Linked DNA regions of Homo sapiens: regions 1, 2 and 3 are each linked to region 4. A link is a loop called in an ENCODE intact Hi-C map of the cell type or tissue named here. Cell type or tissue: heart left ventricle. All regions are shown on one strand.

Region 1 (4,000 bases), 610 kb after region 4:
AGAAATGATCTTGCTAATTAGAGCAAGGTCCCAGGATATGATTAAAATTACATTGCTGGTGATTGGCCTCTTATATATTTTTTATATATACGGTTTTTACCTTACCCAGTTTCCAAATGGAATTTGATTTCATGTGATTCCATGAATCATTCTTGTTATTCCCAGCCCATCAATATCTAGGGGAAATGGCCATTTAGAATCAATGTCTTTATTTGTTCCATCTGGATAGTTATGAAATTTGAAAGCATTAGAACTCTTATGAAGAAGATGGTCCTTACCAAATTTCAGAAACAAAGATTGGATTTAGGCCCACCATAGCTTTATTCACGATGGGCTTTAATGATAGTATCTGAAATGGATTCACTAGAGAATGCGGTCCTGCCCTGGGGCCTCATGTTTCTGAACTGATGGAAACCGCTGGACGAGCAGAGCTGGGAGCTGGGAGAAGTCAGGATATTAACTAGGCAGCACTGGATAAATCACAAACCAAGATCCACAACTTCCTCAAAGGGTTGACTCATAGCATTGACCAGTGCCAAAGATCTACTACAATAGTAGCCTTAAAAAAAAAAAAGTTTCACTAAGGTCAAGAAGAACCATAAGCACTGCCTATGCATTAAATTAACACTGGGGAACATTTTTATCATAATGCAATACAATTTAGATTTTTCTCATTGTTTTCATTTTGGAGGGAAAAGTGAGCTCCTCAAAGCCGTTTGCTTAGTATGTGTGTCACCGATTTGGAGACCAGATGCTGGGAGATACTGGAAGTCTGTGTCTAGAGGGGACTCTGCCTGTGGAGCTGGAAAATCTTTCTCCTGACTCAGTTGCTCCACCCCAAAAGGATACCAAAAATATTGTGCAAAGAGAGAAAAGTCAGGATCTTGGTGAAGGGAGCAGCCTCCTCCATCCTTTTAATCAAAGAAAATTTCATGATTGTATCCTTACAGTCCTTTGTTGTAAGGTAAAGGCTGTAGAAAGAGATCCCAGCAGGCTGGATTAGACAAGGAAATCTCCACAATATAAAAGGAAATTGCCCTTGTCTCTAAAGGATGGGCAGGATTTAGACAGCTGGAGGCAAGAACATTCTCCATGGGGAAAGGGGCAGTGGAGATGGAAATGGGATTGATGGATTCCTGAGACAGAGGTCGGGAGCCTTGCTGTGAAAGAGGAAATGTGTTGGGAAATAGTAGGAACCGAAGTTTCTGGGCAGAGCAGGCCTTTATTATGGAGGGCCATGAAAGACAGGAAAAAAAGTTTCTGTTTAACCTTGCAGGAAGCTGGAAGCCATGGAAACTTTTCAGCAGGGGAATGACAATAACAAGACAGACTTGGAGACAGAAAGCCTGGATTTGGGGGCATTGTAATTGAGCGCCAATATCATGAAAATAAAATAAACAATAACAACAAAAACTGCTGAGACTATGGAGACTGATTTGTTATGGGAAGGGAAAGAAAGTGATGTCAAAGATGCCACCAGGGGTTGGACTAATAGAGACCAGGGCTACCCAAAGACACGAGGAGGGGCTGCTGGTCTGGAGGGAGGGTTGTGAGTTTTGTTTTGCCTGTTTGAGTTTAAGAACATGATGAGGAACCCAAGTGCAGCTCAACAGTGGGGCTGCTGCCTGAGCCCCTGGAGACTAAATCCGCTTAGAGGTGATGATTGAAAGAAAGTGTGAGCCTGGAAAAATGTTCTTTTAGAGAAAGCGTGAAGAAAGGAGAGCGGGGGCCCAAGACTGGGCCTTGGACTGGAGGCTGAAGAGGAACCTGTGAAGGAAACAGAATGTTCCCAGCCAAGGGCTCCCTGGTCCTGCAGGATGCCTTGCTGCCTGCTGCCCAGGGCACAGCAACCATTGCTACCAAAACAGTGCCAGCTCCAGCTTGCGGCAGAGAAAAGCGATGCAGGCCTGGAGGCCAGCAGCAATGTTGACATGATGTGCTACATTATTCGACCTACCCACCTTGGTGTCTACTTTAGGGCACCCTTTCAAATCCGGCGCTGTCGGGTGCAGTATCCATGTTACCAATGGTTTAAGCTGATAGTTTAGAAGGGCCCTGTAATTAGGGTTGCCAGATTTAGCAAATGAAAATATAGGATACTCAGTTAGATTTGACCAGATAAACCATGAATGTTTTTTAGTATAAGTATGTCCCAAATATCATATAATATATACTTGTATTTTAAAATGTGATTATTTCTCTGAAATTCAAATTTAACTGGGCATCTTGTTTTTCATCTGGCAATCTTTCTATACTCTGATAAATCTTCTGATCTCAGTTCTAAGGGGGCCATGATCACACCTTTTCTTGGCGAGTGGCCCCTCTTCCCCAAGACACATTTCATTCTCTTTTTTCCCTCCCCCACATTGAATCAGATGGTATTATTCAGAATACACAGGCCATTGTTCTACACCCACCATGTGCTTGGCAGGGCACAAGTTATTTTCACATATACAATATCAGTAGTTTGCAACTTGTTCAGGGGATATAGAACTTGAAAATCAGGTGCTTTTGGCAGACTATCACAGATGTAAAAATTTTTTTTTTTTTTTTTTTTTTTTTTTGAGACAGAGTCTCACTCTCTTGCCCAGGCTGGAGTGCAGTGGCATGATCTTGGCTCACTGTAACCTCTGCCTCCTGATTCTCCTGCCTCAGCCTCCTGAGTAGCTGGGATTACAGACATGCATCACCATGCCCGGCTAATTTTTGTACTTTTAGTAGAGATGGGGTTTCACCATGTTGGCCGGGCTGGTCTCAAACTCCTGACCTCAGGTGAGCCGCCCACCTTGGCCTCCCAAAGTGCTGGGATTACAGGTGTGAGCCACCGTGTCTGGCCATAAATGTAAAATAATTATACCAGCAATTCTGACAATGCCATGGAGGTGGGAAAGAAGCCCCAACAATGATTGAGACTGAAAGTTATGTGCGGGCATGCAATGAAACATTACAATAGAAAAATACATATATCCAAAGTACAGTCATGTTTTTAAGTCATTCCATTGATATTTTTGACAGGCAGTTTATTGAGATATGTGTTTTTGTTCTCCCTGTTGTATTTTCACCTTCCTCATTCCTGAGAAACTGAGTCTTGTCTTATAAGACCAAAGCATGACTTGTTGGTACCCAGAAGACAACTCCACCTGATATTTGTTGTAAAGGCCCTTTGAGTAGGATTACACTGGGCCTTCTGGGAAAGGAAAGGGATGAAAGAAAATGTTCACAGTTGAGAAATTGAATTGGGTTGGTGGGTAAGGAGTGGGGGAGTCCATGAAATTAAGAGCAGGACTGGCTTTGGGATCTCTAAACATGGGAGGTCCTGGGCCCTGAAGGGGTCTAGAATAAGCCAAGGTGGCATAAAAAAATTATTTTGAGCTGAAGGCATTTGAGTTCATGAAATCTCTTATCTGCCTAAAAGCAGAGCCTCCCAAAAGAACTCAGTTTTTATAAATCCCCTCCTTGGAAGCAATTCTAATCTTCTCTTCTTGGAAATGAGAAATTGGTACCACAGTCAAACAGATATTGTTACAAAAAGATCATTTTTCCCTTTTATTCTCCTATGGGCACATTTGTCTTTCTAAAAAGTCATTTGTTTTCCCTAAGTGCCATTTCTTCTCCATTTCTAAGTAGTCATTTGTTTTCCCAGAAGTGCCCCTCTGCCCCTCCCCTTCCCCTAATAGGGTAGCATATAAGCCCTGAATTCTAACCACCTCCTTGAGACTCCTTGAGTCTTTGTGAATTCCAGTGTGTACATATACAATTATAATCTGTTTTTTTTCTCGTCCTCATCTATCTTTTGCCAGTTTAGTTTGCACATCCCCAATCACCGCACCTAAGAGGGTAGAGGAAAAGTTTTTCCTCCCAGACAGTCCCTCTTGTGCCAAGTGCCTCCTGAGGATTGTGGCAGGTTGCCTGTAGGGTTAGGGTGGGGGTCCCATGGGTGTATCTGTGGACACAGTGGCTACATGGGGGCTCCCTGAATTCTTTCAGAGTAGGATGTGCT
Region 2 (4,000 bases), 1.4 Mb after region 4:
CCACTTTCAGCCACAGATGTGATCCAAAGCTCTAGAGCTACACTCCAAAAGAGAGGAACGATTTTAGGACCTAAAGGAAGTACACATGCATTGTTCAAGAAGAAAACAAGTGCAGCAGGTCACCTCACCTGTCACTCTCAAGATCACCTTGCCACTTAGGTTTCTCTGCCCATCCGGGTCCTGCAGAGTGCACCTGTATGTCCCCGAGTTGCAGCTGGTAGTGTTTCGGATCTTCAGGGAATAGGGCCTTTCATTGGGGGCGTCGAAAGAACCATTTTGCCCCTTCTGATGATAGTGCTGTCCCCTGAGGTGGTCTTCCTGGGGTGTCTCCATCCTCTCTTCACCACCCTCCAATAACTGTGAAGAAGGAATCAGAGCGCATCACGGTCCACTGCAAGCACTCCAACTCGACACCAATGTTTCCATTTTGTTTTCAGAAGATCCAGCCTCAACTTATGTTTGTAAAACAAGACGTGATGCTTTTGTGTGTGTGTGACCTCTGGGGGAGGAAAGATCTATGAAAATTCCCAAGGCTACATCTTCGGAATATATCAGGACTACATCTCATGATTCTATCATAAGTATCCCAATTTCCACCCTATATTAGGGAGAGAGAGTCACTGTTGATGACAGTGATATGCTGTGTGTGAATCTTGCTGGATTATATTTTGTGTCTATGTATACATGTATAGATAGGACTGTTCTGTATTAAATGTTCTCTTGTTTTCTTCAGATACCAACTCACCCACTGAATGATTCCTATTTTTGTATCCCAGCCTTTTATTTGGAAAAATTCCTAAATCTGTTATGATCCTTGCCAGACAATTCAACTAAAATCAGATAAGCAGATGAGCAACGCCTCCTGCGAACAGTCACCTTGTTCCTCAAGGGCTGTGTCTCTGTGTGGTCATGCCTGACGTCGCCGAATGTGCCACACCTTTTCTCTGTACTATGGCAGTGAGACAGCTGAGAAGCATGCTTTATAGAGAGTGTATGTGTCAGATCATTTGCTGCTCATATCAAACTCCACATGGAAGGGCAGTAACAGCTGACTTCACTGTACTCAGGACAGACCAGCCGGACTTGGGGAGATGCCCAATTTAGCCAGACATTTTATCTGGCTGGCTTTCTTTTTTTCTTTTTTGAGACAGGGTCTCGCTCTATCACCCAGGCTGGAGAGAACTGGCTTGATCATGGCTCACTGCACCCTTGGCCTCCTGAGTCAACCTTCTGGTACTCCCACCTCAGCCTCTCCAGTAGCTAGGACTAGAAGCCTGTGCCACCACACCTGGCTAATTTTTATTTGTTTGTTTTTTTAGAGGCAGTGTCTTGCTCTGTTGCCCAAGCTGGTCTTGAACTCCCAGACTCAAGCGATCCGCCCGCCTCGGCCTCCCAAAGTTCTGGGATTACAGGCGTGAGCCACCGTGCGCGGCTTGCTTTCTGTGAATTCTTTGTGATCAAACTGGTGGAGTGTCCACAGCATCTCCCACTGCATAGATTAGGCTCATACCACATTCACCATTAATTCTCTCTTTCCTAGACATATTTTTAATTTGCCTAATTAACTTGCTAAGTTGCTCCTCCATTGAAATACTTTAAAGCTTCTAAAATGAATGTACACATGCAGTAAAGCAAATCCTTGTTTTCAGCCTTCCTGGGCAGCCCTTCAACAATGACATCCCCTAGCAGCACCTGAGTTTCCCTTTGCTGGTTGGCTGGGGACCAGCAGGGAGCCCAGGATTAAGTGACATTCCTTACCTGTCCCTAGCATGATAACTGCACCCAAGAGCCACCTTAGGGAAGGAGACAGAGATTATCAGGGCCCACTGCCACTGTCTTTGCTTGCACCTATCAATGATGAATCTCCCGTTCTGGGAGCACCCTACAACTCTTCTCTGACTTTTAGGAAGGAACTCAGTGTAGGGAAAGAGATAACCAAGGAGTTAGGGGAATACTCTGAGAAGCAACTCAGGAAAGAAAATACATACACATGGGCACGTGTGCACTCGTATACACACACACACACACACACACACACACACAGTCATTTCTGCTTCATTTATTAATTCAGAGCATATACCACAAGGTCACCGGAAAGCTCAGGCTCCAGCCCTGGTGTTTGTGAGCATTCCTGTAGAGTGGGCTACAGAGACATCTGGTGGCAGATTGATCGCTCCTGCAAGAAAACCTGCTCAGCTCCCTCCCAGCCCTGAGCTGAGATGAACGGCTCTTCTCAGGCCGAGTCTGCGGACATAAATCCCATTTCTTGATGGTCCTTTTTGTGTGGAAAGATTCCTTCCTAAATAATCAAGAATCTATGGGAGGAAGCTAAAAGACTGGGGCCCATAGGTGTGCAAAAATAAAGCACAAAAAGGAGGTGGGGCCAAGGAAATTTAGAGGAAACTAACAGTGTCCATCTGATTCCAGAACACATCTAATTTAGCACCATTTTTCCCTTTTCAAGCCTAAGTAAACCATAAACTGAAGCCTCGTCATGGGCTCACACTGCTTGCCTCTCCCTTCCGCTGCCTGGCAGAGCGGCTTCTTCCTACCAGGCAAGGGCTTTCAAGAGACCAGAGACCGAGGCCCATCCAGGGCCAATCTGTGTCTAGGATGGCCTGAAAGGCCAGTTTGAAATAATTAGCTCGGCCCAGTCCCTGCAGTCCCCATTCCGATGTCCAATCTTGCTTTTCTTTTTCTAAATTAACCTCCAAATGCGAGTGTAGCTGCAACAACCGTTTTGAGATTATTCACCCATGGTTTTCTCCTGGGAAGCTCCTCTCCCATCCAGCAACCCCTCCCTCAGCTCAGAAAGGCCCATCTGAAAGTCAAGATCAACACTGTGAACCCCTCTGGAGCTGGTAGAAACATAAACTATTGTGTCTATTTACATAAAGATGGCCCCATTATTGTGTTAGCTGCTGGGAACTGTTGAAGCAAAAAGGTGCTGGTGATCAAAACTGGCTGGCAGTAACTTCTGCCTATTTGCAGAGAATTCATTTTAAAAATCAGCAGCAACACCAATAAAATTTATTTGACGGTTAGATTTCCAAGGGCCTCTGGCAAAACCGTCAGTGGGCCGCTAGTTATTTTTAAATGGCAAAACAAAGGCAGGGTGAGCCATAAGAACAGAAGGAAGAATCAAGGGAGAAGGCAAAACAAAGAACCTCAAAGCGACCTGCAGAATTCTGATGTGCTGCCACCAGTGGGATCATGGCAAAATATCTCAACTCTCACAGGGTCATCTTCCAAACACCCCTTTTCCTAAATGACCCAGAGAACTATCCGCAAAACCTAGGAACTCTTGCCAAACCAATGAACAGCGCTGTTTGCCTAATAACTAACTACAGCAAAAAGAATTCCCTGTAAATTCATACATTGCACCTGGAAATATTTCATAACCCTCCCTCTAACTTCCAGTTTTAGGTATATACATTTTCAGCTAAACTTTCTCTTGTGACCCCCAGCTGTGGAATTTGGGGTTTATCCACAGCTGCAAAAGGCGTGGTAGTTTTTATGTTAATGTTGCATGCTCAGAATGGGGGTGGGGCCCTAGCAGGATCAAGGGACCGTATGCAAAAGCTCATATCATTATCATCAGATACGTGGCCAGGCAGCTATCACCCTGCTTTATCAGATGAGCTAACTGTGGCAGAGGCACCACCAAAAACTGGAGGGAAATTTCAGTGGGAGGAAAACGGAGTAACAGCAAATGGGCCATCCCCACTTTGCTTTGTTTTATGAGTTCTCATAAACATTGGAGCTCACTCAAAATCAACCACTGGCAAGAACAGCTCTTTAAACATTCCAAATCTAAAAGTGTTCCATTGCTTCTCTGCAAAACCATTTTAGGAAATAGTAATTTATAACAAAAGGAACCCTCAGATTCATTCACAGCCAACCATAATTGACAGGAACTATTTAATGCACGCTTCACAATGCTAATATTGTAGTACAGTGCGCTAAAGCACAACACAATTTCAGCAAATTAATTACTCAA
Region 3 (4,000 bases), 91 kb after region 4:
ATCTTTACCCCACAAATGTAAGGTACCAAAAGAAACCAGGTATCCAATTTGAGCCAGGCTCTCCAAAGATAAGCAAAGCTGCTGCTTTAACTCGATCGACAAGTGCCATAAAGTTATCGGTTTGTGTACTAATCTGTAATGATAAATGGGCAAAGCTCCACAAACTTTGTGTCCTGACTGACACCATAATTTGTAGATAAATAAACAGCCACACCCTTTGCCCTGAAACCTCTCTGGGCTGCCTTCATTCCCTAGGATAAAAGGAATCTCTTGGAAGTTCTAAGTTCTGTTTTCTTTGTAGCATGACTAGGAGGGACAGTAGTTCCCCTGTTTCCTTATTACCTCACTCACATATCAAGAAATCAACTGCCCTCCTACTTTTCAAATGAATATATTCAGAGAGGATTAAGTAGTCCATTCAAAGTAAAAAAAAAAAAAAAAAAAAAACTGCTGACAACAAATAACTTCAGAAAGGCCTACTGCCTCCCAGAGCAGCATTCTTTCCACTACTGAAATATAATGAATGGAAGCAGTACAGAAAGCAGCACTATAGGAATGTGGCCATGGAATCTGCTAAGATTTGAGGCACCAAACATTGAAGGTTCCTGAAATTCATCTGTGTTTACAGACAGTAATACAGACATGAATTAATGCACGAAATTCGGGAGAAGAATCAAGAGCACTCGAAGTTTAAAGGTCTCAATCCAGAACCACTTCAGGTCTCAGGATCTATTTGCATGCCTCAGTTTCCTCCATCTTTCAAGGAAAGATGATGGAGGAAGAAAAAGAAAGGATTAATGGAAATGAAAGCAAACATGCTGTTTATGAAGGAAACCAGAGCTATGGTGAGGATGAACTAATTAACTTTAATCAAACATTTATTTTTAAATGCTGGGAAATGATCAGATAAATTGGTAATAAAATAAAAGGGACCAGCTATAGCTGGATGGCATTCAGTCTCCAGAGAAATGTCTAAAGTCATACAAGCCTGATTGAAACTGCAGCTTTGGCCAAAATGGTCAACAGAGCTTAATGCTTTAAGAGCGACATTAATTCTCTCTTGTAAATTTCCACAGTGCCTTTGCAGGAGCCACCATTGCCCCTAGGGAGGATATCAAAGCTAAAAGAATATTAATATTAAGCAAATTGCAACACTTTTTACATAGTCTCTCATATATATATATATATATAGCACCTTGCCATCCACAATGGATTTAATCAGGACCCCAGCAGGGAAACCCACAAAGGCCTATTTCTCCAACAAAAGCCATACCAGCCTGAAACAAATCTAGAGCTATTTGGTTTGTCTTTTATTTATAGGAACAGACCTTCTATCCCAGGTTCCTCAAGATAAGCCACCAAAAACTGCACCTGACAGACCCGTGGAGCAGCCATCCTCAGAGCCGGATCATTGCAGAGAGACAGAGAGGAAGAAGGACAGAGGGAGGGAGGGAGGAAGAGCGCAGTGAGGCAGGCTCCGGAGCACTTGTCAACAATCCTCCCCTGTACGTAATAAGCAAGCGGCAGTGCAGATTCCGCGCGGCAATAGGACGGCCAGAACAGCAATGGGGCCGAGGGGGAGGGGAGGCAGCCAGGAGAGAAGGTTATTTATGTGCAAGGGAGGGAATCGAACACCAAAGAGGAGGGGTCTCCGGCTGGCTCCCCCCACCCTGATAAATTAAAATGAGAAAAAGGAAAAGAGTCACTAGCTTTTCATCCTGCCATTTCCCCAACCTGCAATGCAGACAAATCCGAAGTATAGAATTTCTGACATATGGGGGGAGGGGGACATTCACAGTTTAATTGTGCACACTTTTGTGTCCCCAGCCGGTCAGATGCCCCCACCCCATTGCCAAGCACACCCCACCCCCACAGACAGCGGACTCCAGGGCGCAGTTTCAATGGCATCCCTTTTTAATATCATAATCTGTGTCATTCAGCACTTGCCTTTTATTTATTTTTATTTGTTTTTTTGGCTGGGAAACCTGGGCAGCTCTCCAGACAGACTGCAGAAATCTCTTTCCACATGCTCCTCCTCCAGCCCGCCCTCCCCCTTACTCTGATTCCAGCTTCCACGGAGCCTCATTACTTATGAAGTGACCGCATGGGCCACCGCTGCCCCCACCAACAACAGAGGGGCACCCCTCCCCCTGCCCTGCGCAGGCCCCTCCCCGAGGCACATAAATTGATCTAATCTAATCAAACAGAAGCTGTTTTCTCTCATTGTTTCTTGAGGATCTTTCACAGAACTGGCTCTGTGGTCTGGCAGCTGCTGGGAGGGGTGAAAAAGGCAGGAGTCCAACTGAGGGCTGGCCAGCTCCCTGGCCTCAGACAACTGGAGTACACATCTCCTTTCATATGTTATAGCTTTTTGATTTTTAAAGTCAATTTTCTTGAAGCCTTTCTTTGAACTTCAACCAGCAATGATAATGTCCAAAACACATGCTCTCAACACTACCACATGCTTCTCTTCATGCCCTTCCAATGGGAGGAAGATGGTGGCCAAGTCCACATGGCACTGGAAGTTTTCCTCAGATGCATCCAGAGGAAATGGAAACATGCCTTACTAATACTTTCAGTTTCTTCTTTCCTAGTTGTGGAACCATCTAACGAGGACCTTCTGGGTTCTAATACTTCACACACAGTAACTTATTTATACCTCACAAAAACCCTGAAGGTAGATGTCAACTTTGCTCAGGAGTGAAGTCACCCAGGCTAGCGGGTATTCTCTCCACAATGGCCAACTCTTGTTTCCTAAATAATTAAAGCTCATGAACATGCCACAACTTCTTACATCAAAAATATATAAACATAAATATATATATACATGTACATAAACACACACACACACACAGACATCACGAAGGTAGATGATGGTCCTCCTTAGTGTCTAGTTGATATCCACCACTTTAAAATCATAATTATACATAGGGCCTCAGAGATACTCTACTACAATTCCCCCACTTCATAGATGATGAAACTGTGGCTAAAAACAAGTTTGTCTCTTAGCAAAGGTCACAGAGGTAGCTCCTATGTCTCAACAGACAGGAGGCTATCCGAGAACCCAGTGGCACTGGGGAAGAAGGGGTGGGGTAACCTCAATATACAATTCCCTACAGAACATAGAAGGCTGGAGAAGAGGTGCTCTCCAATGGCTGCCAGGGTGAGCCCCCAGAGCAGACCCTTATTTAGTGCTCTACAGTGCAGCACGTTCCTGTTAACAGTGAACAAGTGTTTGGAATGCACCCCACTACAGCGTAAGTCATACAGAGTCAATTAAAGGACATTCGGGGGATGACTATTTGGCCTTTTTCCTCTTCCTTCTACTGGGACATGTCTTTTGGCTGCTTCAATGATCAACAGCACCCAAAGCAGAGAATTGGAAAGGAGACCTGAGGCAGATATTCTGATTATGCTAATTCTCAGCAAGGTTGGTAAGAAAAGTAGAAACGCCGAGACATAAACAGTTGGCCAGAAATGAAGTTTCAGAATCACGTATGATTAGTGGTTTTCCTGAACACCCCCAGTTCTGTCACTCAAACACTCAGAGTGCACACAGGCATCAGCACTAATAAAACACTATCTGCCCCTTTCCTATCTCCACTGCTTCCTCCTATTCTAGTCAATTAAAGAGAAACGGGTATTTAAATTTTAAGAAATAAGAAAAGCCTGACCATCGTCATTACTTCCTGATCATGCAGGCAATATTTCCTAAAACACAGTACATGCGAGTCAGTCCTGTGTCTGTCAGGCCAGGAAGGAGACTTAACAAAACTCTCCGTTGTAAATAGCCATAAGTTTTAGACTGTTTACATGAAATGTTGGTCCCCTACTAAAGAAGAAACATGCAAACTACCCTATTAGACTCACAGCATCCTCTGGAAGACCAAGAATAACACTAAGAAATGGATTCAATTTAGGAATAACAACACAACTTACAATATTTAAAGACAAGAAAGAGCAGAGGGCGGAAAGACTGGGGAAGAACTTTTCTTTGCTC
Region 4 (4,000 bases):
CAGCAACAAAGGCTGGTGGGGCTGGGTGGGGGTGGGGGAATGGGCCTCAGGGAATCCAGGACCTTGGGGAAGGGCTCTATCTCAGGTTCAGACAGCAAAAGACAACACCTCTACAGTTGGCTCAATCTCCTTTTAACCTGTAGGGGTGCAATCTGTTTCAGCCCTACTCCCAGCACAAGAGTCTCCTTAAGGAGACGGACACAGTGCGGCTTCGTATATCGCTAATCAAAATGGCAAACTCCAGATGGTGCCGGACATAACCCAACTCCTGTGAGGTTCAGGCATCAGCCACCACTACTTGCTGAGGTTTAGTTCAGTGTTTTCCAAACCTGGCACCCCTAAAACCCTTAGGGGAGCTTCAAAATAATGTAAATCCCTTCCCTCTAGATTCTGTGCTAATTGGTGAGGATCAAGAAAGGGAATCAGTGTTTAAAAGCCTCAGATGTCTCAGTGTTCCCACAAATCCGTGGACCCTACCCTTCCCTAACACCGCTGTCCAAATACCAGAGTGCTATGTCTCTCATATTCTATCTCAAATAAGAGTGTAAGGCCTTTGGTTCCATCCATTCTGGCTTCTCGGGGGCACCTGAGTTCATGGCTAGCAATGCTACAGGGAAGTAAATTTTCAACACAGCTGAATTCTATATATCACTATCTTCAATGGCAAAAGGAACACCTTGTTTACATCTTTCTGAAAACCTAAATACTGAATTATTGGCAAGGTATACATTCAAATAACTTGCTTTATGAGAGAAATGAGTTGCAATATTTTCCTTCTTATTATAGGAGTTATCTTCAACAGTATCCACCCAGATATCACACACGCATGCCCATATAACAAGCTCAAAGACTAGATGGATCTCACCCACAACACAGACCAGCGAAGTTCAAACAATTACGAAGACTGAAAAAGGCAAGTGTCACTGGCCATCTTCCTCCTCGAAACCCAGAGGGTCCGTGTTCTATGCCCACCACGAGAGGCCACAGGGGAGCTGAAAAGCTAACATAGGAAGCCCCTTAAGCTGCTCCATGTGTCCTAAAAGGGAGAAATAAAACAGAACCAACAACCCAGCCAGCACCACCATTGTGGGGAAACCTGGGACCCACCAATCTAACAAAAGGACACCCCTTTTCCTGGCCTGGACTTGTCTATAAGGAGCCAACACTTAATCAGTACAAAAGGAAACAGAAGAATGGAGGAAGGCATTGTCTTACCTTGTTACCGAAGGTCTCCCTCAACCCACCTCTGTATCAATTAAAACCACACAGCCCCAGTTATGCAGCCAGTGCACTACAAGGAAGGCCACCGCTGCACGTCCTGAGGGATTCCACAGAAGAGCACACACAGGAAGTCATCTGAACTCACTGAAGAATTAGCGCCGACGTGGGCTACAGCAGGACCCTCCATTGAATGACAATACATTTCAGCTGAGCAGCTTTATACATAAGTGCTTGAAGTTACTCCTTCTCTCAGCTCTGTTGTGGATTTCTGGCTTCTCAGCCCATTGCCCCCAGCCCCCAACCCAGCTCTGCAGAAAGTGAGGTGTCTGCAGCGTGTGCTCCTTGGCCCACAGCCATCCGTCACCTGTATCTCAGGTGATCCCAGGCACACGGCCATGAGATATTAAAGCAATCCCTCCTAGTCATAAGAGAATGGTTTCAATTTAACAGGCAAGGTTGAGAGCATTTTCAAGTTACGTTCGGCCAGATGAGTACTGGCAACAATACCTCATTCTTCTTGCAGAAGGGATATAAGGTGAGAGATATGAAAGTCCAGGACATCAAACGTTCCTACCTGACTTTGTTCTTAATAACAGAAATTCCATCTTAAAAACTGTACCCAATCCACACTCTGTGTGCTTGCTTTAAGAATATAAAATCTCTCCCCTCCATCCTTATGGGTTTTTCTCCACCCCACCACCGACACACACAATATTTAAATCAACTCAGTATGATGACAGATGAAAAGGAGAAACATGCACTTCCAAGGCAGAGCAGAAGATGAGAAATGACTCTGATGTTTTTGGTTAACTAAGCAAAAATGTTTTAGTCGTTCAAGATTATGACGCTGTCCTCAGTTCAACCTCAGATTCACTGGCAAGTTCTTCTTCTCCACGAGAGGGAGCCGTTGAGCCGAGGCCTCTGCCAGCCTTTCAAAACAGAACCAGAGGCCCAGAGAGAGAAACAGTTGGTGGCTGGGGGTAGTCCATTTGCACTTTAAAACTTGAATCAAAAACAAAGAGCCTAAACAGAAGCGAAATGCACTGGACAGACAGTGAGTTATGGAAGGGGAGGAGCAGCCTGCTCAAACACTGACCGCAGCAGCAGATGGGCAGGAGCCTCCTAGCCAAGGCCAAGGCCAAGGCAAATGTGCTCTAAAAGAGATGCCTGGGTTCCACTGGGCAATCTAGATGTACCTATAACCTCTCCTCCCACTGAAGGCAATGTAACTGAGTCACAAATACCCCACCACCAGCAAGTGCAATTCAAATGACAAAATAATGTCATGAGAAGAAAACCTTTAACTTTTTTAAAAACTAATATGATTTTCTATGTTTCCTTCTCAATAGCCGTATTTTCCAGAACTTTAAAAGAATATTCTCAATTCCTTGGCCCTCTCTGAATCTTACTAGGGCAGGATTTTTCTGCAAGGCTTGTACATTTTCATATGAAAACCTCTTCAGTGACAGTAGCCTATAGCTCAATGGAAGGTCCTGCAAAACCAGTGGGATTAGCCAGTTGATCATTTTCTTCTCACACTCAGCCTCAGCGTAAGAAATGAGAATCACATGTGGCCACATCTGGTTCAATATCCTGGCTTACAAACCACACAAATTTCTACACAAGTACAAAACCTGCTCATGACTCTCTTGGAAAACTAATACTTCAAAACCCTTGCTAGAAATAAAGCTCGTCTGTTGGACTATCCTAAACTTGTTACTTTCTGTCACTGCATGTAAGCAGAAGTACTACTGCAGGAAAGCAACAGAAAAACACCATTTGCTCCTTGGTGAGACCCTTACCATACAACCAAATTATTACCCAGGGGCACTCCCAGCCCCATGACAATGCAATGTTATACAGGCATGTGCATTCCATGACAAAGACAGCTCATTTGGTATAATCGAGAGTAAACGGCCGGGGCCAGAGCCCTCTCACCAAGAAAAAGGCTTAGGTGAAGTACGCACTGGTGTGTTCTAACTCTCGGGTTCTAGGGACTCCATAAATCGCACACACTATCAAATGGCATTGCCCAGTTCGCACGAGGGGAAGTGGTTTTAGACTTGGAAGACAGGTGCATGCACCCACACAGTTCATTATAGCAAGCAGAGCAAAGGCACTTCTCGGCAGCACCCCCTAAAAATTACATTCCTCCACATTTCAATACAGTCACATTTATGCTTTTAAGCTGAACAATAACAAAAAAAAATCCACATATCATATTTGAAATGAAAGATCAGAGTATCCTCTGGGCCCATATCTTTCATGCAGTTGAAAAGATGAAAGGTCACAGTCTAATCACTTGTATCAAGCAGTCACAAGGGAATCTACAATTTGCTTTTACTGACCTTATTTTCAGAGTACTTAACTAATAGGATCTGAGGGTTTGAAAATTTTCCTTTTATTTCTCACAATGTCCCTGGTATAAGGAGTTGGCCAGACTGGCTCCAAAGGAATAATAGGGCCCAGGAAGGTTAAATATCACATCTCAAGTCTCATTGAAGGTCAGAGTCAGAGCCAAATTAGAATCTGGAGCCATGGGTCAACCCATCTGGGCTGGTTAGACTGGAACAGGGAAGGAGGAGGAGAGGGAAGAGGGAGAAAGTGGGGAAAGGGTGACAGGAGAGGATCCCCGTCAACACCTGCAGGATGCCCTGCATGAGCACATGGCGCTCCCTGCAAGGACTCTACCCTGAGCCCCGGAAGCAGCTGAAACTCCTGCACTAACTCAGAGGACAGAGGCCGGCTGTGTGAGGGGCACCCCAGGACCTCTTTCCTG

What was found. A loop is a pair of places that touch in the nucleus more often than their neighbours do. Peaks named below come from ENCODE experiments on the same cell type or tissue, not always from the same donor. Only the 100,000 strongest peaks of a DNase experiment are listed, where the experiment ranks them.
Region 1: a loop joins it to region 4, with 2.7 times the contacts of the local background. A loop is called at or near these places in 7 of 110 quality-filtered maps.
Region 2: a loop joins it to region 4, with 5 times the contacts of the local background. A loop is called at or near these places in 22 of 110 quality-filtered maps.
Region 3: it touches region 4 in a loop (2.4-fold over the local background); 10 of 110 quality-filtered maps call a loop at or near these places.

What each region holds. Positions count from the first base shown.
Region 1 is chr6:14,878,078-14,882,077 of GRCh38, reverse strand. The region is part of intron 2 of LOC105374945 (a long non-coding RNA gene); the gene reads left to right. Among named protein-coding and RNA genes, the nearest start is that of JARID2-DT, 370 kb to the left of the region's middle. RefSeq lists enhancers at 1,313-1,822, 1,823-2,333. In heart left ventricle, a CTCF peak has its summit at 1,883; a DNase peak (open chromatin) is centred at 1,951; H3K27ac peaks cover 1,464 bases.
Region 2 is chr6:14,127,877-14,131,876 of GRCh38, reverse strand. It overlaps CD83 (CD83 molecule), which reads right to left. Exons shown (of 5, transcript NM_004233.4): 3 at 129-357. Among named protein-coding and RNA genes, the nearest start is that of CD83, 12 kb to the right of the region's middle. RefSeq lists enhancers at 2,056-2,105, 2,736-3,334. In heart left ventricle, a CTCF peak has its summit at 2,160 (motif pointing left); a DNase peak (open chromatin) is centred at 2,148.
Region 3 is chr6:15,398,346-15,402,345 of GRCh38, reverse strand. All of the region lies in intron 2 of JARID2 (jumonji and AT-rich interaction domain containing 2), which reads right to left. Among named protein-coding and RNA genes, the nearest start is that of DTNBP1-AS1, 150 kb to the left of the region's middle. In heart left ventricle, no CTCF peak of the experiment used is centred here; DNase peaks (open chromatin) are centred at 1,525, 2,045 and 2,275; H3K4me3 peaks cover 1,374 bases; H3K27ac peaks cover 1,238 bases.
Region 4 is chr6:15,489,691-15,493,690 of GRCh38, reverse strand. All of the region lies in intron 6 of JARID2 (jumonji and AT-rich interaction domain containing 2), which reads right to left. Among named protein-coding and RNA genes, the nearest start is that of DTNBP1-AS1, 54 kb to the left of the region's middle. RefSeq lists an enhancer at 1,500-2,001. In heart left ventricle, CTCF peaks have their summits at 1,901 and 2,118 (motif pointing right); a DNase peak (open chromatin) is centred at 2,134; H3K27ac peaks cover 359 bases.